Linked DNA regions of Homo sapiens: region 2 is linked to region 1. The links are chromatin loops, found by intact Hi-C in ENCODE. Cell type or tissue: breast epithelium. All regions are shown on one strand. Links, peaks and the distances in the headings refer to the core of each region. The heading gives the core; the rest is flanking DNA.

Region 1 (15,752 bases), core at 3,277-11,276:
CTGTCAGACGTGCATCTCTTCGTCTGTCAGCTCCGTGTCTCTTGCCAGGATGCTTCTCTCTATCTATCAGGCAGAATTTTCAGATGTTGTCTTTCCTGTCAGGAAAAGTTTAATTCATCATTTTCCTCAGGCCTTGAAAAAATTTTTACAGGAAAAAAATGGTGGTGGTGGGTTGGGGGTGGGGGGTTATGACAAAAACATTTACAGATTTTTCTTCACATATAATTTTAAAATTGCCTATTTTTGCTAGGCACGGTGGTTGAAGCCTGTAATCCCAGCATTTTGGGAGACCGAGGCAGGTGGATGACCAGAGGTCAGGAGTTCAAGACCAGCCTGGCCAACATGGTGAAACCCCATCTGTACTAAAAATACAAAAATTAGCTGGTCATGGTGGTGGCACACTCCTATAATCCCAGCTACTAGGGAGGCTGAGGTAGAAGAATCTCTTTAACCCGGGAGGTGGAAGTTGCAGTGAGCCAAGATCACGCCATTGCACTCCAGCCTGGGCAACAGAGCGAGACTCCATCTCAAAGAAAAAAAAAATTACTTACTTTTGAGTAGGTAATACATACACACAGTACAAAAGTCAAAAGGTTCATACAAATGGAAAAAACTCCATACTCTCTTCGCCTCCATTCCCCAGGCACCCAGTTCCTCTCAACGGAGGCAACCCTGGGTACTAGTGGTTTACATCTTTCTAGAGACTGTCTCTGTATAAATTAGCAGAGATAGTCTTCATATGCCTTTTGAGAGCATCTTTTTAAAATTTCTAAATCTAGGTAAGTTCTGAAAAGGAATATATTAAATATACATTAAAATATACTCAATGTGGCTGGGCATGGTGGCTCACACCTATAATCTCAGCACGTTGGGAGGATGAGGCGGGAGGATGACTTGAGGTCAGGAGTTTGAGACAAGCCTGGCCAACATGACAAAACCCTGTCCCTATTAAAAATACAAAATTAGCCAGGCAATGAGCCGGACTTGGTGGCGCATGCCTGTAATCCCAGCTACTTGGGAGGCTGAGGCAGGAGAATTGCTTGAACCCTGGAGGTGGAGGTTGCAGTGAGCCAAGATCGTGCCATTGCACTCCAGCCTGGGTGACAGAGTGAGACTCTGTCTCAAAAAAAAAAAAAGTATATATATATATGTGTATATATATATATATATACACACACACATATATATACACACACACATATATTCAATGTATTGAATGGTCTGTCCAGTTGAAGCCCTGATTCTAGACTAGATAATTTGTTGGCTTCTTGTTAGATCACTCTTAACAGAAATGTGACTGGACTTAGAATCAGTCTGGAAGCATTGTGGATACTCTGGAGTCTGACGTTTCTTGTCCCTTAACATTCAGCTCGTCTTTCCTGAGTTATACCTCTTAGTCATTTCCCTTTGAAATTAAGAGAAGGGCCTCAAATCTTAAAAATGGAAGAATACGGCCGGGCACAGTGGCTCACACCTGTAATCCCAGCACTTTGGGAGGCTGAGGCAGGCAGATCACCTAAGGTCAGGAGTTCGAGACTAGTCTAGCCAACATGGTGAAACCCCGTCTCTACTAAAAATACAAATATTAGCCAGGCATGATGGCGCACACCTGTAATCCCAGCTAGTCGGGAGGCTGAGGCAGGAGACTGGCTTGAACCTGGGAGGCAGAGGTTGCAGTGAGCCGAGATCACACCACTGCACTCCAGCCTGGGCGACAAAGTGAGATTCATCTCAAAAAAAAAAAAAAAAAAAAAAGGAGGGATAGAAGGTCTTGTGTTATTAAGACATAGAAGAAAAGTTAGTTGAGAATCTCACTGGCCACACCCCAAGAGGGGACATTTGGCCACTGCGGGTACATTGGGTGGTCTAGGGAATTGGCTGGGTCTGGGACACACTTGTTAAGCTCCTGAAACTTAGAGTTGAACAGAACAACAGCAGCTAGTATAACGACTTGAAAGGTCCTTTGATGAATTTTAATACCTGGACGCATAAATATTTGTGTTTGATACTTTTAGGCATCTGAAAGAAGTGTCTGATTTCCTTGCTAAGGGATTGGCCTCAGGAACAGATGCATACCAGTGTTGAAATTCTCCTCAGCCTCGTGACTGGCAGTGATTCTTGTGTATCTGCCCTCTGCCTGTGTTGGAGCTGCTAAATTGTAAGAATTTGTAAGTTGGTAAAATACTTCTAAAAACCCTCAGCTCCATAAATATTTTTAAATTTAAATTTAATTTTGTTTTAGAGATAGGGTCTTGCTATATTGCCCAGGCTGGTCTCAAACTCTTGGGCTCAAAGCATCCTCCCATGTCAGCCTCCAGAGTAGCTGGCACTACGGGCACATGCCTTGCTTTGCTCTTTAATTTTTTTTTTCTTTTTTTTTTGAGATGGTCTCTTGCTCTGTCACCCAGGCTGGAGTGCAGTGGCACAATCTCAGCTCACTGCAACCTCTGCTTCCCAGGCTCAAGCGATTCTCCTGCTTCAGCCTCCTGAATAGTTGGGATTACAGGCATGTGCCACCACACTTGGCTAATTTTTGTATTTTTAGTAGAGACGGGGTTTCACCACATTGGGCAGGCTGGTCTCGAACTCCTGACCTCAGGTGATCCACTCGCCTTGGCCTCCCAAAGTGCTGAGATTATAGGTGTGAGCCACCGTGCCTGGCCAGCTCTTTAAATCTTAACGTAGTAACACCGTTACTAATTTCTCAGCTGCTTTTCTGAGTTTAACAATTTCTGACTGAATGCTTTATTTATAGGTTGACAATTCTCAGTACCCCTAGTCAGCCAAATGTGTCTCTCTCCACAACAGAGACTCACCTTCTCGTGGCTGCAAGCTGTGCAGCTGAAGAGGGATTCTGGAGAAAGAAGGGGAATCCTTTTGTTTGGGTCTATTAATGCTACGCAATGTGCCTGGGTTCTTGGAGGGAGACATATCCCATTCTTCCTTATTCCCTCCCATTGACTATACAGGAGAAACTGTATGGAGCTTACTTCAGAAAAACTATTAAGTCCCAAAGATGTGAAGTGTTTTGAATTTTATTCAAGTCCAACCTTGCAGGGCAACAACTCAACACAGCCATTCCTGCTCTTTCAGGAGAAGCCACAAGTGTGGGAAGACAGGCAGCTAAGTCTAGGGCACAGACAAATTAGTCATACTGTCTGCTTAGATCCTGAGGGCCTGCGAAACCCTCAAGGTTTCCTGGTGTCATCTTAAGGTGCTAGTTATTCCATTCTGGCTGCCTTTTGATTCATTTGGTTTTCTGCCCACAGGCAAGCAGAGGCGAAACCAACCTGCCAACTCTTACCTCAAACCCATTGAGAGAGACCTGGGGATTTCCTAGGGTTTTATTTTTACCTATTGCTCCCCAAACAGAAGTTCCATTACACAGAAGCATTTCTTTTTTTCTTTTTCTTTTCTCTTTTTCTTTGAGACGGAGTCTTGCTCTGTCACCCAGGCTGTCATGCAGTGGCACCATCTTGGCTCACTGCAATATCTGCCTCCCGGGTTCAAGAGATTCTCAAGCCTCATCCTCTCGAGTAGCTGGGATTACAGGTGTGTGCCACCACATCCAGCTAATTTTGTATTTTTAGTAGAGACGGGGTTTTGCCATCTTGGCCAGTCTGGTCTCGAACTCCTGACTTCAAGTGATCTGCCCGCCTCAGCCTCCCAGAGTGCTGGGATTACAGGCATGAGCCACCGCGCCCGGCCACACAGAAGCATTTCTCAGTGCCTAATCTAGTTTGCATATCAACTATTATGGAATAAAGAAACCAACAAGACCTTGCATTGCACTCCCTGGGTGGGATGACATATGCCTATCAAGGCCAGAGCCTCCTGAAACCCATCTCTTATTTCTGTTGGCACTGCTCCCACCCAGACAGAAATGAGTTAGAGTGAGGCATTCTCCCTAGTAACCACGGGAAGTAGGATTTCTCCCTGCAGAGGAGCAAAGGAATAGAGGAATGAATATCTTTGACTCCTACTCCTGTTCACCTTATGGGAGTCTTCTCTGATCCCCACAGCTAAAACACCGTCACTTCTACCCCATTCATCTTTATGCTCTTATCTGGCTTTATCTTTCCTGTCTTTTCCCCCACCAACACTTACCTCCCCCCTGCCCTAGAATGTGAGCCCCCTGAGCGCAGGATCTGTCTGATTCATTTACTGCTGTATCCTCAGTGCCCGAAACAGTATCTGTCCCATTTCTGAGTGCACAAAAAAAAAATCTGTTAAACAAATAGGGGACCTCTACTATTGCCAGGCACTGTGTCAGACCCTGTGCATACACTATACATGTGACACAGGTAGGTGTTAGTGGCATCATTCTACAGATGAAGAACCCAGGGAGTAACAAAGGAGGTGACATAACTTCCTCAAGGTCACACACTTAGTAAATAGTTGAGCATTTACTGCCTCTAGAGGGTCTATCCTCTAGAACTTGATCCCTTTTGTCAAATGCAAGAGCTAAAGAATTGTCGAGTAGAGTGTGTTTCATTCTTGAAACCATCTCAGTTTTCTACCTAGGTAGAATTTAGGAAAACAGAAGGGATGGCAAATATATATATATATAAAAACAGAGGAAACCTTCTTGAGGGTTACAACTTAAACAAGCACAGCCCAATACAAAATACTCTGAACTAAAATCAAACAACAATTCTCAGTATCTCAGAGGGTTTGATTAGTTTACTTAAAGTTTTTCAATCATCCCATATGCATTTACTGAGGCCCTCGTATGTGCCAGGCTCTGGGCTAAGTGCTCCGATACTAAGAGAAAGGCGGTAGACTTAGCCCTGTGGAATTTACTGTCCACCTGAGAACAATGAACCCAAGAGGTGTAAGAGACCAGGATTTCTGAAGAATACAGAAGAAATACTCAGTGTGCTTGGAGAGCAAGTGAAAGAGGGTCTGGCATAGACTGTGGGGCGGGGAGGGCAGGTCAGGGAAGATTGGCCCGAGGAAATGGTTTTAGAAGGGAACTAAACTTACCCTGGAGATTATAGTTGTCAAAGAAAAGCAAATCATAAACAGCCAGGACACACAACACAGACGTTACAGAGACACTGACAAGAGGAAATGGGAAGGAGGCGATTAGATTCATGGGCAGGAGCTCAGAGGAGAGGTACGGGCTGGAACTATATATTTGGAAGTCATTGGCTTACAGAAGGTAATTGAAATTGTAGGTGTCGATGAGATCATCTTGGAAAAAATTACACAGCAAGAAAAGAAGGGAGTCCAGCCCTGAGCTTTAAGGAAGTCTAACACGTAGTGGCTGGGAAGGGGAGGAGTTGCCAGCCAAGATGCCCGGGAAGGAGCGGGCGAGAGAGGCAGGAGGGAATGTAGGAATTGTGGCCATGTGAAATCCAGTGGAGAAAAGCTCTCAAAGGAATCATGTGTGCAGAGCCAACACTGCTGAGGGGCCAGAGATAGGAGGACGCAGAGATGAACAGGTGACAATGAAGTCATAGGTGACCCTGGGGAGAGGTCCTTAGGTGGCATGATGTGAGCAAGAGTCTGATGACAGGCAGATGAGAAAGGGTGGGAAGGGAGGGAATGGAGATGGTATCACCCAGTGGTCTGCAAACCAGGACCCACACACCAAATCTGGCTGGAGGCCTATTTATTTATTTATGATGTATTTATTTATTTTGCAAGGGCCTGTTTTTGTAAAGGAGATTTCACTGGAACACAGCCATACCCATTCACTTACATACGTATTATGGGCTGAATTTTATCCTCCTCCTTGACACTTAATTTTTTAAATTGTATATATTTAAGGTATATAACATGATGTTTTGATATACATAAACATAGGAAAATGATTTCCTTTTTAAAAAATTTTAATCAGGCCAAAAGAGAGAGAAAAAAGAATAAATATTCCTATAGTGAAATGATTTCTACAGTGAAATGAACACATTCCCTCATCTCATATAGCTACCTTTTTGTGTGTGGTAGAAATACCTAACAACTGCTCACTTAGCAAATTTCCAGTATACAGTACATTATTATTATAATTATTATTATTCTTAGAGACAGGGTCTCACTCTGTTGCCCAGGCTGGAGTGCAGTGACAGTCACAGCTCACACTGCCGCTTCAAACTCCTGGCCTCAAGCGATCCTCCCACCTCAGTGTCCTGAGTAGCCAGGACTACAGTTTTGTGCCACCACACCTGGCTAATTTCTTTTTAAATTTATGTTATACCTTTTGTAGAGACGGGAATCTCACAATGTTGCCTAGGCTGGTCTCGAACTTCTGGCTTCAAGCAATCCTCCTGTCTCAGCCTCCCAAAGTGCTAGGATTATAGGTGTGAGCCACTGTGCCCGGCCACAATACAATATTATTATTAACTATAGTGTCCCTCCCAAACTAATATGCTGAAGTCCTAACTCCAGTGCCTTAGAATGTGACTGTATCTGGAGATAGAGATAGGGTCTTTAGAGAGGTGAATAAGTTAAAATGTGGTCATTAAGGTGGGCCCTAATCCTGATAAAGAGGGGGAGATTAGGACAGACAGACACAGAAGGCAGGCCACGTGAAGACACAGGGAGAAGATGGCCATCTGCAAGCCAAGGAGAGAGGCCTTAGGAGAAACCAACCTTACCAATATCTTGTTGTCGGACTTCCAGCGTCCAGAACTGTGAGGAAATAAATTTCTGTTGCTTAAGGCACCTAATCTGTGGTTCTTTGTTATGGCAGCCCTAGCAGCCCATTGGCTATTTTTGCACTACACAAGTTGCAGAGTTGAGTAGTTACAACAGAAGCTGTATGGTGAGCAAGGCCAAAAATATTCAGTAGCTGGCTCTCCACAGACATTGTTTGCCAAGGCTAGGCATGGTAGCTCACCTGTAATCCCAGCACTTTGGGAGGTCAAGGTTGGTGGATCTTTTGAGCTCAGGAGTTTGAGATCATCCTGGGCAACATGGCAAAACCCCATCTCTACAAAAAAATACCCACGACCCGCCCCCGCCAACCAAAAAAAAAAATTAGGCATGCTGGCATGCACCTGTAGTCCCAGCTACTTAGGAGACTAAGGCAGGAGGATCACTTGAAACTAGGAGGCTGAGACGGCAGTGAGCCATGATCGTGCCACTGCACTCCAGCCTGGGCTACAGAGTGTGACCCTGTCTCAAAAAAAAAAAAAAAAAAAAAAAAGAAAGAAGAAAGAGAGAGAGAGAGAGAAAGAAAGAAAGAAAGAAAAAAAAAAGAAAAGAAAGAAAGAAAGAAAAAGAAAGAGAAAAAGAAATGATTCGCCAATCCCTGATACAGACAATTGTTTCAAGGTCATATACCTGGTACATCCCAGAGTCAGGATTTGAACCCCAGTCAGCACCAGTGACTCCTGTTCCCTGCCCTACCCCCTGAGAGCAGGCTGCCTCCCCTCAGCCAGGAGGGCTGGAGCTCAAACAGTAAAGTCAGCATGGTTCTTTTCTTTTCTTCAGTTCATGCTCTGCCCTGTGGGCAGCTGTTGTGGGGAAATGCTGAGTCATAAATAATTCTTACATTAATGCCAAGGCAGCCGGAAGGGAAATGTCAGTAGGAAATGGTATTTCAAATAAGTACAAATTTCATAATTCAGCCAATTTTTTAGACCATTTCTCGCAGCAACATTTTCTTATTTTGAGTTTTGGTAAACTCATAATCATTTATAAATGTGGATAAAACCTACCTTCATTTGGACATGTGACCCAGATATATACATGATATAGAATGGGCCAAACAGATCAGAGCAAAGAGAGGAACAATTGGTCTTATGTATAACTGGCCCTTGTATCTTTACATCACCCAAGACAATTATAGTATTGTGACATTCACTGTTTGAGCTTATCATTGAGAAGCTCCAGGAAGCTTCGATTTCTACTCAACAGAATGGCTCGTTAGTATAATTTTATCCTCTCAGAAATATATTGCAGAAGTCAGCCGTCACAGTCAGCTTCATTTCCTTGAAGGCCTCTTCAGGGTAGTGCCCAGAGACACAAGGGTTGCCAATACCGGTGTCTGCAGGTCCAGGAGCGTGGGTTAAGGAGTGAAGCCAGTTAGGCAGAGAAAACACCGTCCTCCGCCCCACCGCCCCCAGCCCATTGTGGTTATGAGGAAACATAGGCCAGCTGTTCCCAAATCTTCTGCTTTTTCACAAGAAGCCGGAAATCCAGATTTGATGTGAAATTTCCTAATTTCTAAATCTTGGCAACTAATTCAAATAAAAAAAAATAAAAACACAGATTTTTCTTTTTTTTTTTTGCCTGTGGTTTGGACCCCACCATAGGACCCCTGTTAATGACTCCTGCTCTGGTGAGACTCCATGGCCAGGGTGAAGGGCAGGGGTGAAGGGCAAGGGTGAAGGTCGAAATTAGTCTGAACTCACTGGTGTTCATCATTCCTCATGGCAAAACCTTGCTTCCAGGTGTGGTCTTCCCCCGTGCGTTTCTGTGGCTGTATCTGACTTACCCAGTCTCATACCCAGTTTTTCTCTTCCCTTTATTTCTGGATACTGAAATTCTTGGGGTTATTTAAGCCACAGCTGTTTAAAAATGTCAGCATCTGAACCTCATGTTCCCAAGCAAGGAACTGTTGACTGAGTTGGGTCAGCAGGAAGGAATGGACTAGATTTTCTGCCACCCTGACAATGTTTTCTAAACCTGGAGCGAGGCTTCCTGACTCTGTCTCTGCCACTTTTCACATAGGAGTTGCCAAGGAACAGATGAAGGGATACTAAAAATACAAGCTTTGCCATCTCTGTGTTCTTTTTTCTTCAAATCTTTTCTCCATAAATGCCTCGCCTCTTGAATCTCCATTTGTTTTTCTCATTTGTTCAATCATTTATTCACTCAGTAAACATTTATGAAGCAAATAATGTGTGCCAAGTACCACCTTAGGTGCGGGGAGGGCCAAGGCAAATCAGACTTGGTCCCTGACAGTGAAGGGCCTACGTCTATGGTGAGTGAATGTTTGCGTCCTCCTCAAATTCATACGTTGACATCCTAACCCCCAAGGTGATGGTATTAGGAGGTGGGGACTTTGGGAGGTGATTAAGTCATGACGGCCTAACCCTTATTAATGGTATTAGTGCCTTATAAAAGAGACCCCAGAGAGCTCTGTTGTTCTCTTTCTGCCATGTTGAGGGCATGGGGAGAAAGAGGCCATCTATGAACCAGAAATGGGCCCTCACCAGATGCCAAACCTACTAGCACCTTGATCTTGGACCTCCCAACCTCCAGAACTGTGAGAAATACATGTTTATTGTTTAAGCCACCCCATTGATGATATTTTTGTTGTACAAGCCTAAAGGGACTAAGACATGTAGGTTCCTGGATGATCAGAACTGAGGCCCATGTATGTCTGGTGACCAGCACTCCCACATATATAACCCTCACCACCCCCTCTTAGGTATGGTGAATTTGGCTTGAAAGAGTGGAAGTGAACAATAAATGCTAAATTGAAAGAGATACCACAGAGTTTTCTAGAAGAAAAAAAAATCATCATGGTAGATTCCTTTGAACCAAGCAATAATTTTAGCAAAGCCATTACTAAAGTTTCTTTTTCTTAATGGACTTTATTATATTTTTAGAGCAGTTTTAGGTTCACAGAAAAATTTTTTTCATTTATTTATTTTTGTACATGAATAAGTTCTTTAGTAGTGATTTCTGAGATTTAGGTGCACCCATCACCTGAGCAGCATACACTGTACCCAAAGTGTAGTTTTTTTTTTTCCTTACCTGCCTCCTACCCATTCCTCTGAGTCCTCAAAGTCCGTTGTATATTCTTATGCCTTTGTGTCCTCATAGCTTAGTTCCCTCATGGCAAAATTTTGAGGAGGGTACAGAGAGTTTCTGTATGCCCCTTGCCACTGTACACAGCCTGCCTCACTATGAAAATCCCACACCAGAGGATATATTTTTTACAATCAATGAAACTACATTGACACGTTATCACCCAAAGTCCATAGTTTACATTAGAGTTCACTCTTGGTGTTGTATATTCTAAAGATTTGGACAAATGTATAATGACATGTATCCACAATTACAGTATCATACAGAATAGTTTCACTGCCCTGAAAATCTTCTGTGCCTTCCCTATTCGGATTATTTTTTTTTCACTTTGAAATGCTTAAGAACAGCCTCAGTAAAATGTTTATATCCTAGGCAGTGAATGATTTGATCTCTATAGGAATGAGCTGGTTGTTATCATATCAGAATTTGGGGGTAAGCTACAGATGCTAATATAGGGACATAGAAGATTTTTCCCCTCAAAATTAGTTAAGATTAGCAAATAGCATTAAGGCAGTTAACCTTGATGAAATACCTAGCAAGAAATGGGTGATGTTATCCTGGAACTGCTATTCTCCTCCCATCTCTTCTCTCAGCATTTGCCATCCAAACCATTTGGAAGCTTTGGTGCTTGATGCATTGCAGTATTTTTTTTTTCTTTTCTTTGAGAAAGATGAACTTAATTTCTAGTTCAATTTGAAAGTCCTTGCTGCAGTGAAGAACATCTATATTTGCTGAGTTTTACCAGGAAAGGAAGGCATCTTCAGTCTAACCTCTACTGGACTAATGTTTTAGGAAGACTCAATCATTCCAGCCCATGAAGAAAAATCTGCTCAAAAAAATTTGCAAAATATTATATTTTAAAAATCTGTGGGCCGGGTGCAGTGGTTCATGCCTGTAATCCCAGCACTTTGGGAGGCTGAGGAAGGTGGATCACCTAAGGTCGGGAGTTCAAGACCAGCCTGGCCAACATGGTGAAATCCCGTCTCTACTAAAAATACAAAAATTAGCCGGGTGTGGTGGTGCACGTCTGTGATCCCAGCTACTCAGGAAGCTAAGGTAGGAGAATCGCTTGAAACTGGGAAGGCAGAGGTTGCAGTGAGCTGAGATCACAGCCACTGCACTCCAGCCTAGGCAACAGAGCGAGGCTCTGTCTCAAAAAAAAAATTGTATATATTTAAAAGTACATATTAAACCAAATATTTAATGTATTTTTATATTAAAGTGTTTGGTTTCACTTTGCTATCTGTTTATAAGTTCATCAACTTGTGTTTTATTTTACTGTCAAAATAGATATCTATAGAACCATAGTTTGCTTTTTGTTATTATTTTATTCATTTATTTATTTATTTCGAGATGGAATTTCACTCTTGTCGCCAAGGCTGGAGTGCAATGGTGCCATCTCAGCTCACTGCAACCTTTGCCTCCCCGGTTCAAGTGATTCTCCTGCCTCAGCCTCCTGAGTAGCTGGGATTACAGGCATGTGCCACCACACCGGGCTAATATATATCTTTTTTTTTTTTTAGTAGAGATGGGGTTTCACCATGTTGGCCAGGCTGGTATTTAACTCCTGACTTCAAATGATCTGCTCTCCTTGGCCTCCCAAAGTTCTGGGATTACAGGCATGAGCCACTACACCAGGCCAAGATCCATAGTTTGAATGGGCTTCCAGGATTGGGATAGATAGCAAAGGTTCAGCTTAGGCCTGTTCCATTTGTGACTATTGTCACAAATGTTAAATTTGGAGTCACCTGCCCTTGAACTCACCCTTGACCTGGCCAGAAAAATGGAAGCATGTCAATGGTCTGGGGAGGAAAGGACCTTATGTGAAATTAAAAGAATTGTCTGGTTAACCATGTTACACCTTGGGTCCAAATAACTTTGAGTATGGGCACATTTAAGGACAGAACCTAGAGATGAGAGAACTGCTTCCTAATGGATGGAGTGAGATGAGCCCTACTGGCCAGGGTCATCAGACAGCCCTAGTTACTGGCCTGGAGACAAGGACAGTGCTGAAAACTGTACTCCAGAGACATTCCTACTATAGCTGAGACACATCTGGGGCCTCCCCAAGACACCAGAAAAAAATGGAGCCCAGAAATGGAGGCTAAGGCCCTGCAGTAGTGCAGTAAAAGTTCAGCTTAGGCTGAAGGGGATAATGAGGTAGTGAAATACCGCATTAACAATGACTGTGACCTGAGTTGTGCCTGGGCCAGTCAATAAGCTGTATTTCTCAACTCCAACCTTGCCCCTGCCCCACCTTCTGTACTCTGCTTTGTGATTCGGGGGCTGGGCCTCTGCAAACCCCATTTTCGCTTTGGAGCTGGCTCCCTCTGAAGCTCTTCCCATCTTCCCATGGGGAGATGCAAGAGAGAGACCGCACAGCCGGAGGAGGAGGAAGCCCCTCTTCTTTCCTGACCACTTTCTGCTCCTGTGAATGGCACCCAGGCAATGCTTCATTAAGAAGTGAAATGAGCATTAACCATTTCATGCTCAGCAGTAGCACCAGTTCCTTCCCGAGTCCACCACTGAAGCCAGTCTGCAATATTTTCAATGCTTGTAGAACTGGTCCCCTCACAGCCCCTCGCAGACCTCAGCTGGAACGTACAGTAGCCCTCCTTAAGAATCTGGTGCTCAGCTCCACACGGCTCTTCCTCCAAACATCTAAGCTTTAATAGTTTGAGCCTCTTCCTTTCGCTCCCCAATTCCCACTGCTTCCTCTAGTTTCTACCTCCAGGGTAGTTTTGCGTTATCTTTTTGCCATTTATGTTACCTAGCGCATTTTATGTTATCAGCAAATTTATGCTTAGTTAACAATTAAATCCTCTCTATTCAAACAACTCATGCTTTTTTTTTTTTTTTGAGACGGAGTCTCTCTGTCACCCAGACTGGAGTGCAGTGGTGCTATCTTGGCTCACTGCAACCTCCACCTTCCAGGTTCAAGCTATTCTCCTGTCTCACCCTCCCGAGTAGCTGGGACTACAGGCGCCCACCATGTCTGGCTAATTTTTGCATATATTTATTTTTAGTAGAGACGGGTTTTCACCATGTTGGCCAGACTGGTCTCCAACTCCTGACCACAACTCATCTGCCCTCCTCCGCCTCCCAAAGTGCTGGGATTACAAGGATGAGCCACAGCGACGGGCCAACTGTTGCATTTTCTATCTCCTTATTGGACCGTGATTGACACATACCTAAAGTTTCCTCTGTTTATTCATTCAGGAAATACGTAATGAGTTCCCACTGTGTGCCAAGCACTGTACTGAGTGCCAGGTCACAGGGAGGAGGGAAAGACAATAACCAATAGAATAGAATCTCTCCACACACCTCCACTTACCAGAGGGAGAGATTTAAATTCTCAATCTGGGCTGGGCGCGGTGGCTTACACCTGTAATCCCAGCACTTTGGGAGGCCAAGGCGGGCAGATCACCTGAGGTCAGGAGTTCGAGACCAGCCTGGCCAACATGGCAAACCCCCGTCTCTACTAAAAATACAAAAATTAGCCGGGTTTGGTGGCGGTAGTGCCATTGTACTCCAGCCTGGTAGACAGAGCGAGACTCCATCTCAAAAATAAATAAATAAATAAATAAATAAATAAATAAATAAATAAATAAACAAACTAACTCTCAATCTGTAATATAAATGGTTAATGCTCATTTGGCGTTTTGTTTTGTTTTGTTTTAGATGGAGTTTTAATCTTGTTGACCAGGCTGGAGTGCAATGGTGAGATCTTGGCTCACTGCAACCTCCTCCTCCTGGCTTCAAGTGATTCTCCTGCTTCAGCCTCCCAAGTAGCTGGGATTACAAGCGCCCACCACCACGTCTAGCCAATTTTTGTGTTTTTAGTAGAGATGAGGTTTCACCATGTTGGCCAGGCTGGTCTCAAACTCCTGACCTCAGGTGATCTGCCCGCCTCAGCCTCCCAAAGTGCTGGGATTACAGGCGTGACCCACCGCACCCAGCCTCATTTTGCTTCTTAATGAACTTATAGTATTGAAGTAGCCAGTGCTTCCCATTCCATCATAAAACCCAGCGATGGATGCTCCTATGTTGGAGCCCCTCGCCAAGGTGAGACTCACACTAACCAAGAGTCAGTTGTGTTTGTCCCCAGTCCTGTGTATGACATTTTTATTTATATTTCTGATTGCATTATTCAATGAAATAGTATGTAAACCAATAAAATGTGAGTGATAAAAGGATGAGCATTATTTTTTATAAAAACTTAATTATAGGAAGGTTCCTATCAACAGTAATGCAAGTAGATACCAGGTGGCTGAGAAGGGCACTTCACCTATCTTGTATTCTGTCCCCAAGCCCATAACTCCAGTCTAATCTGGAAAAAATTTCAGATAAACCTATATTGGGAGACAGTCTATAGGATACCTGGCCAGGATGTCTCAAGACTATCAAGGTCATGAAAAACAAGGAAAGACTGAGAAACTGTCACAGACCAGAAGAGACTGGGCAGATATGACAACTACATGTGAGGAGAAACCTTGGATTGGATCCTGAGGCAGACAGATAACAATGACAAAGGTGGCAAAGGCTGGGCACGGTGGCTCATGCCTGTGGTCCCAGCACTTTGGGAGGCCGAGGCAGGCAGATCACCTGAGGTCAGGAGTGTGAGACCAGCCTGGTCAACATGATGAAACCCTATCTCTACTAAAAATACAAAAATTAGCTGAGCATGGTGGTGGGCACCTGTAATCCCAGCTACTCGGGAGGCTGAGGCAGAAGAATCGCTTGAACCAGGGAGGCGGAAGTTGCAGTGAGCCAAGATCACACCACTGCACTCCAGCCTGGCAACAGAGTGAGATTCCATCTCAGAAAAAGAGAAAAAACAAAAGAAAAAAAAAACGGTGGTAAAATACTAATGAAGTCTAGAGTTTAGTTAATGATAATGTGCCATTGTTGGTTTCTTAGTTTTGACGAATGTACCAGAGTAACGTAGGTGTTAATAATTGGGAGGATTAGGTGACGGGTATTCAGGGACTCTCTGTACTATCTTTGCAATTTATCTGTAAATCTAAAATTACTGCAAAATGAGATGTTTGTTTTTAAAAAACTAAATTACATGCCTCAGAAGATTTGATAATAATGGATTGCTTTTAAACAATGCTGTTAAATTAGGCATGGGCACGACCTAACTGTAAAGGATAAGAACAATTTTTGAAATTTTGCTTTACACATCTCCTTACGTTCATGCTCCACTTTAAAGAAAATGAAACCAGAAATTGTAGATGATGCTTTATGGCTATAGTTTATGCAGGAAAGATGATGCTGAATTCCAATCAACATATTCAGGATGATGGCCTAGGTTAAAACATAGGCAAAAAGAATGAGCATTTATTTATATTTTTACAAAAATAGTTCATATACATAGTATATATCGCTTGTTATGATTCCCTAATTTTGTCATCTAATTTTTAACCGACTTACCAACTACCAGTCTCAATTGCGTTAAATAAGATGGCTTCTACCAAAAACTAAAATCAGACAATCACGGATTGTGAAGGGCATTCTGAAAGAAACAGGCAGGATAGGGTAATAGAGAATGACAGGCAGGGGTGGGAGGGCTTCTTGGAGAGGTCAGGGAAACTCTGAGAATATGACATTTGCATTGAGGTCAGAATATAGCTTAGGGAATTTTGGTTGGCAGAGTGTAATGAAGGAGAAAGTCATATAAACGGATAAGTGCAGCAGAGGGTCATGAGATGGATGTGCTGACGGAGCAGCAGGACCAAGAGGCGGGTGCACATTTCTTGCTGCGGGTGTCAGAAGAGGCTTCATGGAAGAGGCTGCCACCCAGCTGTGCTTTGAAAGAGAAAAACATGTTTCCCAGGCAGATGCAGGAGGGAGAAGAGTGATCTCCGACAGTGGGGGAAATATTTAAAAAGCACTGAAGTATGAAATATTGGGGAACCATAAACAGTGTGATGCAGGGGAGTAACTGGTCAGATTCACATGTTTGAAAGGGCGGTTAGCAGCAG
Region 2 (15,752 bases), core at 4,917-12,916, 89 kb after region 1:
GCACTGTAGCTCCCCTGTAATCCCAGCACTTTGGGAGGTGGAGGTGGGAGGATCCCTTGAGGCCAGGAATTCGAGATCAACCTAGGCAACAAAGCGAGATCCCATCTCTCCAAAAATTTAAAAATTAGCCAGGCGTGGTGGTACACATCTGTAGTCCCGGCTACCCAGGAGGCTGAGGTGGGAGCATTGCTTGAGCCCTGGAGTTCAAGGCTGCAGTAAGTCATGATCATGCAACTGCACACCAGCCTCGGTGACCAAGCGAGATACTGTCTCAAAAAAAAAAAAAAAAAAATCTATAGTGATTTTCTGTATGTCCTCATTTGTGATGTCATGGGCAAATTATGGTTTTCTAGTTAAAGGAAGTTGGATTAACTTCTGATTATAAAGTTAACGGAAGGTGGACTGGTGAACACTGCTGTAAGTAGATAATTCAATGGAGAAGAAAATTTAGAAATAATTTTATTTTGAAATATGTATAGTTTATGTTTTCTAGTTGTAAGTTAACCTTCCTAATATGTTTGAAGACTAAAAGTAAAAGCATTACTACTGGCCAAGTGCAGTGGCTCATGCTTGTAATCCCAGCTGTTTGGGAGGCTGAGGCGAATGGATCAGTTGAGGCCAGGAGTTCAAGACCAGCCTGGCCAACGTGGCGAAACTCTGTCTCTACTAAAAATATATATATATTAAAAAAAAAAATTAGCCAGGCATGGTGGTGTGTGCCTGTAATCCCAGGTACTTGGGAGACTGAGGTGGGAGAATCGCTTGAACCTGGGAGGTGGAGGTTACAGTGAGATTGTGCCACTGCACTTCAGCCTGGGCAACAGAGTGAGACTGTCTCAAAAAAAAAAAAAAGAAAAAAAAAGAAGACATTATTATTAATGCTCCACAGGCATGGTCTATGTGTAGGAGTAAAATCAGGCATTGCATGCCAGTATTTGATTATCTCTATACTGGATTAAAAACAAAACAAAATGATTGCTTTGAAAACCCATGCAATAACGTACACTTTTCCCTTGTTAACATTCATGATTGATTCATTTTTGAAGCAGAGATTTATTAATAAATTACCTACTGTGGGAGAATGGCGTGAACCTGGGTGGTGGAGCTTGCAGTGAGCCGAGATTGCGCCACTGCACTCCAGCTTGGGCGATAGAGCGAGACTCCGTCTCAAAAAAAAAAAATAAATAAAATAGCCTGCTGTGTGCCAGGAACTGTCCTTAGGTCCTAGGGATACAAAAAGGGAGATGATTCCTGTCCTCCCCTTGCAGTCTTCTACATGCAGGAGACATAATAAAAGTACAGTGGTCTTGTGCTGAAAGCTCAGATTTGGACTATGCAGGTTGTGAACCTTGGGCAAGAAGCTTTTTAGCCTTAATTTCTATTGGTAGTAACTATAATACCTATGTATAAAAATGCTAGGATTTTTTGAATTAGGCCAACTTGTGAAAATTCCCAGCGTATTTCTTGTCAGATAGTATTTATTTATTGAATCTGAATCTAAAGTGGTAGAAGTTATAAGAAGAATTATCAATTTTTATTTTCATTCCTGGTTTGGATGGTTTCTGTAGGGGGATTTTTCAGTTTTCATAGCATACTGTCATGTCATTTACATTAATATTCGGGTTATGTATTTAAACTCTTGGAGCATTTTAACTTCGATTTTCTGCTGAGTTTAATAATAATGAAAATTGATAGTTATTTTAGTAACAACATATTGCCATGTAGAGTGGCAGAGTTAAGTTATATACTCATTAATTCAGGATTTACAGCTATTCTGTTGCCTATGGCAGGGGTTGGCAAACTGCTTGTAGTGGCCAGATAGTAAATATTGTAGGCTTTGTGGGCCACCTGTATTCTCTGTTGCATATCCTTGTTTGAAATTCACCCCCTCTTCCCCCCCCACCCCACACACACAATTCTTTAGTGTAAAAACCATCTTTAGATTAAGGCAGTATAAAAACAGGCTAGTGATGACCCAGTTTGGTCTGCAGATTGAAGATGTATAGAACTCTTAACGTTTCAGCTTGCAATGTAAATCTTTTTATGACCTGACTTCTTAATGTAATGACGTTATTGCCAGCAGAAATGTTTTAACTACAATGATCTTTGTTTTGTTTTCCACATGTGCTATCTGTATTCTAATTTTCTTGCCATTTTACCAATGCTGGCTTTTATTTTTGCTTGACTTTTCTCTTCTAATCCCATCAGTCTTTCAGGAGTTTTTATACCTCAGATACTAACACCCCCATATGTATTTTAAACTGTTTAAAAAATAACATTCACTGTAAGATTTACAAAAAAAAATTTTTTTTGTTATTGCTCTTAGTTTCTTCTGTATTGGTCTTACTGCCCTCAAGACATTATAGACATCTCTGTGGCATAATCTTGCATACGTCTTAATTATACCTAAAGCAGTGAAAATGCACAAGCATATATAGCCAAATGAGTTTCTTTCTTGTTTTGTTTTTTTTTTTTTTTTTTTTTTTTTTGGGGACGGAGTCTTACTCTGTCGCCTAGGCTGGAGTGCAGTGGTGCAATCTTGGCTCACTGCAACCTCCACCTCCCAGATTCAAGTGATTCTCCTGCCTCAGCCTCCCAAGTAGCTGGGATTACAGGCATGTACCACCATGCCTGGCTAATTTGCTAGGACTCAAAAAAATCCGTGGTTTAGTTTGATTACCACTAATTTATGAACCTTGTTACCTTGGGGAAACCACTTTTCCCTGACCTTCATTTTCCTTTGTAATCTGTGGGAAATATCTGTTTTGCCTATTTCATGAGGTTGATTTGAAGGTAGTATATAGGAAAACATTTTGAAAATTGATGTATTATATAGATGTAAGATCATGGTTTTATTTTATTTTTTAAAATTAAAAAAAAATTTTTTTCCCCAGGTTTGGTAACTTGCCCAAGATCGTGCTTTTATGGGCAAAGATACTTTTCCAGTTGATTCCTAAACACAGAAAATAAGTATCACATAGGAACATGGCATGCTTTGAATTGAATTTAGGGTGGAGATAAATTTTTGCAGAATTTCAGTCAGTATGATGGTATTAATAAATGAAAACATTCACTAATAATACATTGAAAAACATTTTAAACTACAAAATTAATTATTTGAGGGAATAGCTTCCTAGAGGGATATCTCAGGTTTAAAACCATCCAATTAAAATATTAAAGCACACTATTGTTATTATTTAAGGGATATTTATTTAGTGTCTGCATATTTATGCACGTCTGGCCTTTTAAGCATTTTGAAAGGAAGGTATGGTGCTATGGCTCTTCTAAATATTAGCTGAATCTAGTCAGTAGTAACTTAGTAAAGTTGAAAATATTTAGAGTATATTATTTGATGTTAACTGTTGGCTTTCAGAGAAATACACTAACAAAAATGTAGAAAATGTAGACATGTCTTTGTGTTGAACATATCATAATCCGTGGGTCTTTTTGAATGACAGAAAACCCAGAGATTTATAGAAGAAGCTAGATGTTGTTTGTAACTACTCTGAGAGTTTACTTAACTTTTTTTACATTACATATTCCAGGTTACAGTGTATTTCTTTCTAGCTGTTTGCCTTACCATTCTAGCTTCCTGTAATCTCTTAGCTTGTTTTTTTCTTGCCATTGTGTGTTATCTTCTAAAAAATCTTACTTGACTCGAATTAAAACAATATAAATCATTAGATGCTTTTGTTTCTTTTTTAAAGAGTTTTTTTGTGGAGTTATTCATGCCTTTAGACAAGTAGATAATGTAACAAACTTCCATCAACACATGGCTGTCTTTTTATTATTTTTAAGCAAATGCGAGACATAAAATTTCATCTGTAAACTCAACTCTCATGTTATCTGTAAATTTCAAGGACTTTAAAATATATATGGCAACAGTGCTATTTTTGTCCCTATGACAATTAACAGTAATCTAGTCATCTGGTCAGTGTTTTAAGTTTTCTGTTGTTCATCAGTATCTTACTTTTCTTTTTTTTTTCTTAATGGTTTGTTTGAATGAGGATCCAGGTAATATCCACACATCGAGTGGTTAAAATGGGCTTTAAAACTTTGTATTGCTTATAAAGGATTGGAGGCTTGGCTGGGCACCATGCCTCATGTTTGTAATCCCAGCACTTTGGGAGGCTGAGGCAGGCAGATCACTTGAGGCCAGGAGTTCGAGTCTAGCTTGGGCAACATGGCAAAACCCCATCTCTACTAAAAATACAAAAATTTGCTGGGCGTGGTGGCGTGTGCCTGTAATCCCAACTACTCTGGAGGCCAAGGCACAAGAATCACTTGAACCCAGCAGGCAGAGGTTGTAGTGAGCCAAGATGGCACCACTGTACTCCAGCCTGGGTGACAGAGTGAGACTCTGTCTCAAAAAAAAAAAAAAGGAAGAAAAAAAGGGATTGGAGGCTAGATGGATCACAGTGACACCTACAAAGATTGGACTGGAATGGACCTGTATTAGTAGTATGTGGCATAGATTCAGGCAGAGGTTTGTGTTAGGGGCCTCAGGCCAGGTAGTTATTCTGGAGCTGGATAATCTATAACCTGGGGCCCCTGCCGGCTTAAAGTCCCTGGGAAACATAGCAGCTCAGGTGACTTCAGTGCCTTATGGGACACGGACGCAGCCCGAGTGCTACCTGGTACACATCTGAGTTGTAGTCCTTTTCCTGTGTCTTTTTCATTGCTCTGGCATCAGCTGCTACTCAGTCTCCTTAAAATTGATGTTGGGTTCTTACTGCAGGACAAGAAGCCTGTTTGTCTGTCAGGACGGCAGCTGACATTCATTTTGGCAACAGAGTATGCCATGTGGTTATGGGGTACGTTATGAGCTGGTAAGAAGAAAACAAACAGGCCCTCCAGCCTCATAGGTTTTTGAGGAATTGGTAATGATGTTTAAGGTTTGGGTAGTAGTAGCCAAAGGCCATGCCTGCAAGAACTTCTTGTTGATTTGGGTGATATTTTTTGGTCAGTCTCTTACTGGACCATGACTCCCACTACTTCCCCAAGGACAATCTCATACTGGCCTGTGATCCTAGGTTCTTTCCAAGGATGGAGTGTCTGTGAGCAGTTATCTTTTGATAGGAGAACTTGTCCTGCTTTGTGCCATCTAATGGCAGCATAGTGTCATAGGTCTTATGGCAGGTGAGCAGTGGTTCACCAGCTTGTCTGCCTGCAGGGAGCCTGGTTTGGCTATCTGCTACATTGTCTCTCAGAACCTGCTGTCCTAGGTAGCTACAGCAAGACTCTGGACTTGGGTAGAGAATGCTCAGAGCCATAGCACAATGGCCAGATCTGCCTGTTTTCGTCCCCTCCTCCAACATTATTATGGAAAATTCCAAATACATAAAAGTTGAAAAATTATACAGGTACAATAAACATTGTGCTATATTTGCCTCAGCAGATATCTGTATCCATTCATCAGTCCATCTGATATTTCAAAGTAAGCTCAAAACATTAGTTCACATTACTTGTATAAACTGCAATATATCTATCTTTTTTATTTTTAAATTAAATTAAATTAAAAAAAAAATTTTTTTTTTGAGACAGAGTTTCGCTCTTGTTGCCCAGGCTGGAGTGCAGTGGCATGATCTTGGCTCACTGCAACCACTGCCTCCCAGGTTCAAGTGATTCTCCTGCCTTAGCCTCCTGAGTAGCTGGGATTACAGGCGCTCGCCACCACGCCCAGCTAATTTTTTGTGTTTTTAGTAGAGACGAGGGTTCATCATATTGGCCAGGCTGGTCTTGAACTCCTGATCTCAGGTGATCCACCTACCTCAGCCTCTCAAAGTGCTGGGATTACAGGCGTGAGCCACCGTGCCCAGCCTAATTTTTTTTGACAGAGTCTTGGTCTTGTCGCTCAGGCTGGAGTAGTGTGATCTTGGCTAACTGCAACTTCCACCTCCTGGATTCAAGAGATTCTCCTGCTTCAGCCTCCAGAGTAGCTGGGGCTACAGGCACCCACCACCTTGCTGGGCTAGTTTTTGTATTTTTAGTAGAGATGGGGTTTTGCCATGTTGGCCAGGATGGTCTTGAACTCCTGACCTCAGGTGATCTGTCCACCTTGGCCTCCTAAAGTGTTGGGATTATAGGCATGAGCCATTGGGCCTAACCCAGTATATCTATCATTAATTAGAATTCAGTATTCGTTCAATTTTTTGAGGTATAATTTACATACAGTGAAACTTAAGAATCTTAAGTGTACTTTTGGATGAGTTTTGATCATTGCTTCCAATTTGGTAATCCAAAGCCCTATACAAATATACACATAAACATCATTACAGACAGTCACTGGACACTTCTTCCTATTCAGTCCTTCCCTGAATTTTTTGAGACAGGGTCTCAACTTCTGTCACTCCCAGGCTGGAGTGCAGTGGCTGGATCACGGCTTACTGCAGCCTTGACTTCCTGGGCTCAGGTGATTCTTCCACCTCAGCCTCCTGAGCAGCTGGGACCATAGGCATACACCACCACGCGTGGCCCATTTTTTTATTTTTAGTAGAGACGGAGTCTACTTCTGAGGCACTGTTTTGTTTTTTTATTCACATTCATATAAAGTAAGTTAAAATGTGATTTTTAAAATAACCCTCCTTCCTTTTTTATTTTTTTTGAGGTAGGTTCTTACTCTGTTGTCCAGGCTGGAGTGCAGTGGTGCGATTACAGCTCACTGCAGCCTTGACCACCTGTGCTTAAGCAGTTCTCCCACCTTAACCTCCCAAGTAGCTGGGACTACAGGTGCGTGCCACCATGCCTGGCTAATACTGTTTATTTTTGTAGAGACGAGATCTCACTGTGTTGCCCAAGTTGGTCTCAAACTCCTGACTAAAGCGATCCACCTGTCTTGGCCTCCCAAAGTGCGAGGATTACAGGCCTGAGCCACAGTGCCCAACCAAAGTAAACCTTCTTTTGAGAGTTATGCACGTGGATGCTTGTACTTTTTCCTGTTTATTACCAAGTATTGGCTTCTATTCTATGAATAAATTATAATTTGTTCATTCTTCTTTGTCAGATATATCCTTAGTAAATATTTTCTCCCAGTCTGTGGTTTTTTGTTTTTTGTTTTTAATTTTTTGAGACAGAGTCTCACTCTGTTGCCCAGACTGGAGTACAGTGACGCGATCTTGGCTCACTGCAACCTCCGCCTTCTGGGTTCAGTTGGTTCTTGTGCCCCAGCCTCCCGAGTAGCTAGGACCACAAGCGCACACCACCAGTCCCAGCTAATTTTTTGTAATTTAGTAGAGATGAGGATTTGCCATGTAGGCCAGGCAGATCTGGAACTCCTGACCTCAGGTGATCCACCTGCCTCGGCCTCCCAAAGTGCTGGGATTACAGGCATGAGCCACCATGCCTGGCCCTCATTTATTTTCTTTTTGATATCTTTTGGCAAGCGGAAGTTTTGTCATTTTGATGAAATACAATTTATTAGTTTTTTGTTTTATAGTGAATGGTTCCTCTTCTCTGTCTTAAAAAATCTGCTTCCTCTCAAATCATGAGGATAATCTTATTTATTTTAGAAGCTTTACATTTACATCTGTGATCCATCTCAAATTAATTTTAGTGTATGGTGTGATAGGGATTGAGTTTCATATTTTTACATGAATATATACACTTCTAGCTCTATTGTTGAAAACACTTTTCTTTCCTCGGTGTTGCTTTGGAGTCTTTGTCAAAAATGAAATGACCAGGCAGGGCATGGTGGTTCACGTCTGTAATCCTAGCACTTTGGGAGGCAGAGGTGGGCAGATGGCTTGAGCCCAGGAGTTCAAGACCAACCTGGGCAACATGGTGAGACCCTGTCTCTACAAAAAATACAAAAGTTAGCCAGGCATGGTGGTGTGCACCTGTATTCCCAGCTAGTTGGGAGGCTGAGGTGGGGGGATCACCTGAGCTTTGGGGAGGTTTTAGGCTGCAGTGAGCTGTGATTGCACCACTGCATTCTAGCCTGGGCAACAAAGTGAGAAGTTGTCTCAATTAAAAAAAAAAAAAAAAGAAATGACCGTATAATTACGGGTTATATGCTCTCTATTATATAGTGTCATTTGTGTATTTGTTAACCCTTATGCCATACAACACTGTCTTTTGGTTACTCTGCTTTCCTAGTAAATCTTGAAGTCAGGTAGTACAAATCCTTCAGTTTTCTGTTTTTAAAGATTGCGTTAGATATTCTGGGTCAGGGGTTGACCAACTAAAGCCTGTGGGCCAAATTTGGCCTGTTGCCTGTTTTTATATGGTCTACCTGATTGAGCTACCATTGTGAGACATGGAGACCAAGCTGGATTTTCTCTCCCTTCCTTCCTCATTTCTCCCTCCACTGTTGGCAGCTTTGGGCACCAAGTGGTGGAATCTGGGAGTTGATGACTCAGTCACCTTTGACCAGCTGCCCAAATTGAGATGACTGGGCTCTTTGGGAAGTTGGAAAGGCACACCAGGATCTGAGTGTCACTGTGGTGGAGAGTGAAAATGACCACAGTGCAGATTATCTGTTTGTCATATTGGTTTTGATAAATTGTACTTTTCAGGGAATTTGCTCATTTCATCTAAGTTGTCATATTTATTGACATAAAGTTATTCATAATAGTCTTGTTCTCTTAATGTGTATGGGATCTATAATTACTTTGCTCTTTTATTATTTCCTTCTGTTTACTCTGGGTTATTTCCTCATTTTTAGCTTACTAAAGGTGGGACCTGAGGTCATTGATTCTACAGCTTGCTCTTTGAATACAGAGTTAGAGGAAAGATAATGTTATTAAGACATTAATAAAGAAGGGAAAATGTATTTACTGTTTATTAAGTGGAAGTAGATTGTGTTCAGTAGGCTGAGGAGGAGGAAGAGGAGGAGGGAGGGACTGGTCTTGCTGTCTTGGAGATAACAGACTGGAGAGGTGGAGGGGAGGCGGAAGAGGCAGGGACACTTGGTGTAAATTTTTTTTTTTTTTTTTTGAGATAGGGTCTCAACTTCCGTCACTCCCGGGCTGGAGTGCGGTGGCTGGATCATGGCTTACTGCAGCCTTGACTTCCTGGGCTCAGGTGACTCTCCCACCTCAGCCTCCCAAGCACCTGGGACCACAGGCATACACCACCACGCCTGGCTCATTTTTGTATTTTGAGTAGAGATAGAGCTTCACTATGTTGCCCAGGCTGGTCTCTAACTTTTGGGCCCAAATGATCCGCCTGCCTTGGCCTCCCAGAGTGCTGGGGTTATGGGCTTGAGCCACTGTGCCCAGCCAACTTGGTGTAACTTTTATTGAAAAAATTTGTGTTTAAGCGGACATGCACAGTTCAAACTCATATTGTCAACTATTAACATTTTAAAGTGATCATTTTCCCTCTAAGCTCTACTTAACTGTGCTATACAAATGTTGATGTATTTTATCATTTGGTTCAAAATGTTTTCTAATTGCCCTTGTGGGCCTTCTTTGACCCATTGATTTATTTAGAAGTAGTGGTTTAATTTTTACATATTTGAGGTTTTCCTAGGTCCTTTTCTGTAATTGATTGCTGAGTTAATTCTGTATCATCAGTGAACATTTTTGATATATTTTCACTGCTTTCCTTTTTATTGAGATCTCTTTATGGTCCAGCACGTGTTCTGTCTTGGTGAGTGTACAGTGTGTACTTGAAAGGAGTGTGTTTTCTGAAGTTGTTGGGTGTAGTGTTCTATAAATGACAATTATAGCTCTGTGATTGATGGTGTTTAGATGTTGTGGATCCACGTTACTGATTTCGTCTAGTTAAGCAACTGCAGATAGAATTGGACAGCTGGTGTGGATTTACATATTTTTTTCTGTAATAAATACATCATTTTTTGCTGCATGTATTTTGAAACTTTATTATTGGTGCTGTTATATAATTATTATGTCTTCTTGATTATGCCACCATTATGTAATATCTTTTTTATGTTTGATAATACTCTTTTTTGAAATTTACTTTATCTCATACTTATATTGTTTTTTCTTTGTAGTGATGGGTAGTTGTGAAACACTTTATTTTTGTTTTCAGAATGTGACTGTGATGCACCTGGATATGCTTTGTGTATGTGTATGTATTTATCCTACTTGTGGTTGATGATGATCTTGAATCTGTACATTTTTCATTTACCAAATTGGGAAAATTTTATCATTTTCCTTCCAAATATTTTTTCTGCCTCATTCTCTCTCAGCTCTCCTTCTGAGATTCCAATTGCATGGATGTTAGGCATTTTGATACTGTTCTGCAGTTTCCAGAGGCTCTTAATTTTTTTCCCTCCATCTTTTTACTTTCCAGATTGGACAATTTCTCTCTTATCCTAAGCTCACTCTTCTGTTATCTCTAAGCTCTAATTTTTAACTTTAGATATTGTCTTTTCCATCTCTAGCATTTGTATTTTTTCTGTTATTTCTAGAGTTTCCATTTCTCTGCTCAGATTTTGTTCATTTTTATTTATTGCAAGGATGTTTTCTTATATGATATGGTCTTTTTATTTTGTTTTTTTTGTTTGTTTGTTTGTTTTTGAGACGGAGTCTTATTCTGTCGTCCAGGCTGGAGTGCAGTGGCACAATCTTGGCTCAGTGCAACCTCCGCCTCCCAGGTTCAAGTGATTCTCTGCCTCAGCCTCCCGAGTAGCTGGGATTACAGGCACCCGCCACCATGCCTGGCTAATTTTTGTATTTTTAGTAGAGACAGGGTTTCAGTTTCACTGTCTTGGCCAGGCTGGTCTTGAACTCCTAATCTCGTGATCCACCTGCCTTGGCCTTCCAAAATGCTGGGATTACAGGCATGAGCCACTGCACCCAGCCTGTAATATGTTTTTGAATATAAGTATACTAGCTATTTTAAGTTATTGCCTGCTTATTCTAAAATCTTTATCATTGCAGAATCTGTCGCTGTTTGATTTTTCTTTTGATTATGGGTCATAATTTCCTGTTTCTTTGTATATGTAGTGCCTCTGGATTCTGTTTTGTTCCTTCATAAACTATTGGTTTTAATTGTTTTGTTTTTTACTTTAGCAAATTCTGCTGCTCCCATGATGAGTGCCAGCTGAAATCTGCTCAGTTCTTTAATTGAACTGTTTGAAGTCAGCCCCATGCACACATAGGTCAGGAGTGAGCCAGAGACTTGGGAAAAGTGGATATGCAAGTTTTGTGGTACCTATTTTCTTTCTCTGGCCATCTCTCTTCTGGGATTTAGCCCTCACTTTCCAGTTGCTATGGCTGTGGTGAACCTCTTGTCTTCTTGTACTTTAAGCTTTAAGGCTTGTGTATTTCTGTTTGAGTTTTAGCAGCCCTGCATGACTGCTTTCAAGTGATGTTCCTTAAAAAAAAAAAAAAAAAAAAAGCACATAGGCACATACCTAGTGCTGTTTCTTTCCTCTTCAGCTTGTTTGTGGTTGCTCTGTAGTGTCTTAATAGACTTTGTCCAGAGTTTATAGTTGTTATCTGCTGGAGAGTTGGGGTTTTAACCTGAGGCTTTTTGCCACTACTGGTGGAAATCTACACTGCTCGCCCTTTTAAGTCTTTTTTTATCCTCTAAGTTTCCTCTCCAGTCACTCATTCTTATTCTCTGCCCTCCTGCTAACCAAGTCATTTATTCCACCTTCTGGATTTTGCTAATGCCATCCACGTAGTGTCAACGTTCCTCTGTTCTCCCAGTTACCTATAAACCGGTGGTTGGCTGTAGTAGTTTCTTAAGATTCAGGCTTAATTTCAGGAATGGGAAAGATCCACTATTTCATAGGTTGTGTGGTGTTTTTTTAATCAAAAACCACTTTAAAAGTTTTAATTTTTGGTCATGTTAGCAGCTAATGCTCAGTGCCTACATCCACTAATTAGCAATTGTAAAATGGTGATAGTCTAACTCAGTAGTTTTCCAAGTACAGTTTGGGACTTGTAAGGGATCCTTGAGACCTTTTCAGAGGTTCTTTAAAGTTAAAAAAAAAAATTTAATAATACTGAGACTCAGTTTGCTGTTTTTTTACTCCTGTTTTCATGGGTATACAGAGTTTTCCAGAAGCTACATAACATAAAAATGCGGAAGCAGATGAGAAATCAGCTGGCTCCTACCTAACAAGGCATTAATGAAGTTTACAAAAATTACAACAGTAATCCCAGCACTTTTGGGAGGCCGAGGCAGGTGGATCCACGAGGTCAGGAGATCGAGACCATCTTGGCTAACATGGTGAAATCCTGTCTCTACTAAAAATACTAACAAATTAGCTGGGCGTGGTGGCACATGCCTGTAGTCCCAGCTGCTTGGGAGGCTGAGGCAGGAGAATGGCATGAACCCGGGAGGCGGAGCTTGCAGTGAGCCGAGATGGCGCCACTGCACTGCAGCCTGGACGACAGAGCGAGACTCTGTCTCAAAAAAAAAAAAAAAAAAAAAAAAGCGCCTTTTCACTAATTTTTTTTGTTTTGGAAAAAGCTGTTTTTATAAATAAAAGTTATTTACATTAAGATGCAATAGTTTTATTCTTCTTTTAAGAACATTAAAACTATTTATAAATATCAGTAGATATGGTGCACCACCATTTGTGGTCTTCAATATTGAACTCTTCAAAATAGTTTCATAACATTTCCAACAGCAAGCAATTAGGTTTTTTTTAAATTACTATGAATTTATTTATTTGATATGTTTCACTCAGTTATTCTTGCTGATGCCCAAATTTTCCCCTCTTTGTTCAATGAGGTAATCTGTTTTTGAAACCTATTTAAAACTTCTGCAAATCTTGTTTTTACCTAGAAGAGCTTTGCCTGAATGTTCCTTTTTTTTTTTTTAATTAACCTGTGAGCCACCCGTGTATTCAGAAATGTTGAAAGAAAACTGTTTCTTCCCCACCTCTTGGTTTATTTACATAGAATATTGTACAAATGTGGTTTACTTCAGGGGCTTGTTTTGAATTTGTGCTAATTCTCTCTGTTCCTTGGCCAATGACTACATTCTAAACCTCGGTCAGCTGCCTCACAAATGCATGCCTTCAGTCACCAGGACAACAAGACAATAGAGTATCAGTACAAATAGATCACTATGATTGAGTCCTAGATTGAACTAAATAATGGATGAGTGTATTTGTTTTAAGAGGTGGCTGGTATTGATGATATCCTTAAACCATAGATAATCCACAAACAATTCTTACTTCATATCAAGACAAAATATAAAGTTCTTAATCATTTCTGAAGGTTATATGACCAAACAAGCTAGCCCTCTTCTGCTACTCCCTTGCTCAACTCCTTGTTTGTTCCAGGTGTATTCTGGAAAATGTAAAAAATGTAAAGCTTTTTCTGTGTGTACATCTATATGTGAGGTAGGGAGGCAAGAACACACCTTTGGTTAATTTTTCCTTGAAACCTTGCATATCAGATTCATAATATCTTTGGGAGTGAGAATGCTTTGCTTTAAGAGGCGTCACAAAGTAAGTTTAGAACAATTGGAATGGAAACACTGTTGGGATTTTTTTTTTTTTCTTTTTAGGAAATAATTCTAAAGCTCATCCAAAAGAACAGAAAAGTAAAACTAGTTGGGAATAATTTGTAAAATTATTTACTGTTTGTAAATAGTCAATAATTAAAGCAACCTGAAACTAGTGCAAGGATAGGCACGGATCTGTAGATTAGATCCTGAGATATACTGTAACCTTCATATATTATAAATGTGGATGATCTTGTAAAACAAAAGAATTTCAGCATTCAGTGTGGAAGTTGGTTATTCAATGAATGGAAAATTAACTAGAATGTTACCTGACATGATACACCAAAATTTCAGAAAAATTTTAGCATTAAAATGTAAGTCATAAAGGAAGCCATAAACATGTAGAAAACAGTCTCAAAAGATCTACCTGCAAAATGTTTATTAATCCCAAGGGGGACAAACAGTGACTTTAAATGGATAAAGATACATTTTAACCAAATAATCCAAGTATACACCAGTACTGGGACAAATTGATGTTGTGTATCTTTCTTCATAATGATACACTGGGAAGGACACGTCACTTACATAGTATCTTCCCCAAAATACGTAACTTTAATTTAATCATGAGGAAGCCCAGAGGAAGAGACATACCACCAAACAGCTGGCCTGTACTCTTCAAAGATATCATAGTCATGAAAGACAGAAAGAGTAAAGAATGTTCCACATTAAAAGAGACAAGACAGTTAATGGATTCTGGACAAGGAAAACCTTTTCTTTTTGCTATAAAGGCCATTATTAAGATTACTGACTAATCTTTAGATCAGATAATATAAAATATTAATGTCTTGATTTTGATAATTGTGCTATGGTTATGTAAAAGAACGTACTTATTTTTAGGAAATATACATTTAGGGGTAAAAGGCTTGTTATGTCACCAATTTAAATGGTTCATTAAAAAAATTATTTTTCTCAAGAGAATGATAAAGCAAATGTTACCGTTGGAGACTTGGTAAAGGGTATGTGGGATGTGTTTCCACTATCAACTTTTCTGTAAAATAAATTATTTTGTAATTAAAAAACCAAGCAGAACTAAATTGTAATGTTTAAGGATGTATACATGGTGGGGGTGGGTAACAGTAAAACACAAAGAGTGATTACTATAGAAAATACAGCCAAATAGCCAACTACATATTTAGCATTTGAATGCAGAAGAACTTTATAGACTGAAAGCAATGGAAGAAGTCACAAAGTAAAAACTGATATATTTAACTAGATAAAACAAGGAAACTCGTGAAAGGCAGAGTAAATAAAATTAAAAGGCAGAGCCCTTGTTCTGTGCCAGGCACCATACCATACAGGGTAATTTACTTATGTTATCTTAGTTTGAGATAGTTGGGCAGATGATAATCTTCCTTGAAACTACTATGACTTCACTAATAATAAGTCTTAAATTTATAAAGCTCTTTGTAATTTACAAAGTTCATTCATAAATAACCTGTGTGTTGAGGGGGGTAGGGAGGGGTGCTTACTGTACTCATGCTCCTTACTGAAAGAAGAGAAGGCTTATTGCCCTGGGAAAACCACGAAACACAGCACCACACATACACACACACACATGCACACGCACACACATCCACACCCCTGATTGTACCAGGAATGGACACCTAACCCTGGGGCTAGTGACTTATCAGGTCCTGTTTCTTCAGAAATTGAATTAAGGTTCACAGAGGCTGTATTCAAAACAACGAGTCATCTGAACTGAAAAATTGTATGTAGTGGGCTCTGTGCAGGCTGACAAGTAAACAAACAAAAAGTAGTACTTTAGAGAAGCAAGAGTGGAGACAAGACATAGTATGAGAAGCAAAATGATAAACTATGTCTTGGTGGAGGGGTGAGTTGAGAGGGGGCTTAGGAGATAGGCACTCAGACTGCCCAGGTCCCAGATAGTTTCCTGTTTGCATTCCTGGTTCCCATGAAGTATTTGTTTTATTTTGGTGGAGTGCTTTGGTGTATGCTGTCTGCAAATCTGTTTTTCTCCAAGCTAATATAGCTGGGTTTCGATTCTTTTCATCCTATCTAGAACACAGTTCTGATGTTAGAGACCTTAAGTGAAATAAGGTATGGGTATGTGAGCTGTGTGTGCTGCCCTTTACTAAGTCCTTATGGTAGATGTCTGAATTAGAGTTGTTGCTCTCCTTCACAACGCAGATACTTGCAAGTAAGTTTTCTTACTATCCATTGCATTATATTTCTCTCTAGTATTCTAAATATTTGCTTCTTTTTTTTCCTTTGTGAGATTTCCTAATCCCTTTTCAAATGTTTTATCATTTCTGTTTCTTTGTACTTAGTAGTTACTTAGAAAACAAGTGTTAAATACC

What was found. Hi-C counts contacts between places; a loop is a spot of excess contacts. Peaks named below come from ENCODE experiments on the same cell type or tissue, not always from the same donor. Only the 100,000 strongest peaks of a DNase experiment are listed, where the experiment ranks them.
Region 2: it touches region 1 in a loop (7-fold over the local background); 3 of 110 quality-filtered maps call a loop at or near these places.

Annotation. Positions count from the first base shown.
Region 1 is chr2:227,408,290-227,424,041 of GRCh38, forward strand. No RefSeq gene overlaps it. Among named protein-coding and RNA genes, the nearest start is that of SCYGR1, 28 kb to the left of the region's middle. RefSeq lists an enhancer at 3,321-3,520. In breast epithelium, for the core only: no CTCF peak of the experiment used is centred there; a DNase peak (open chromatin) is centred at 6,741; H3K4me3 peaks cover 279 bases; H3K27ac peaks cover 2,286 bases.
Region 2 is chr2:227,495,273-227,511,024 of GRCh38, forward strand. The region is part of intron 2 of AGFG1 (ArfGAP with FG repeats 1); the gene reads left to right. Among named protein-coding and RNA genes, the nearest start is that of AGFG1, 31 kb to the left of the region's middle. In breast epithelium, for the core only: no CTCF peak of the experiment used is centred there; a DNase peak (open chromatin) is centred at 8,359; H3K27ac peaks cover 416 bases.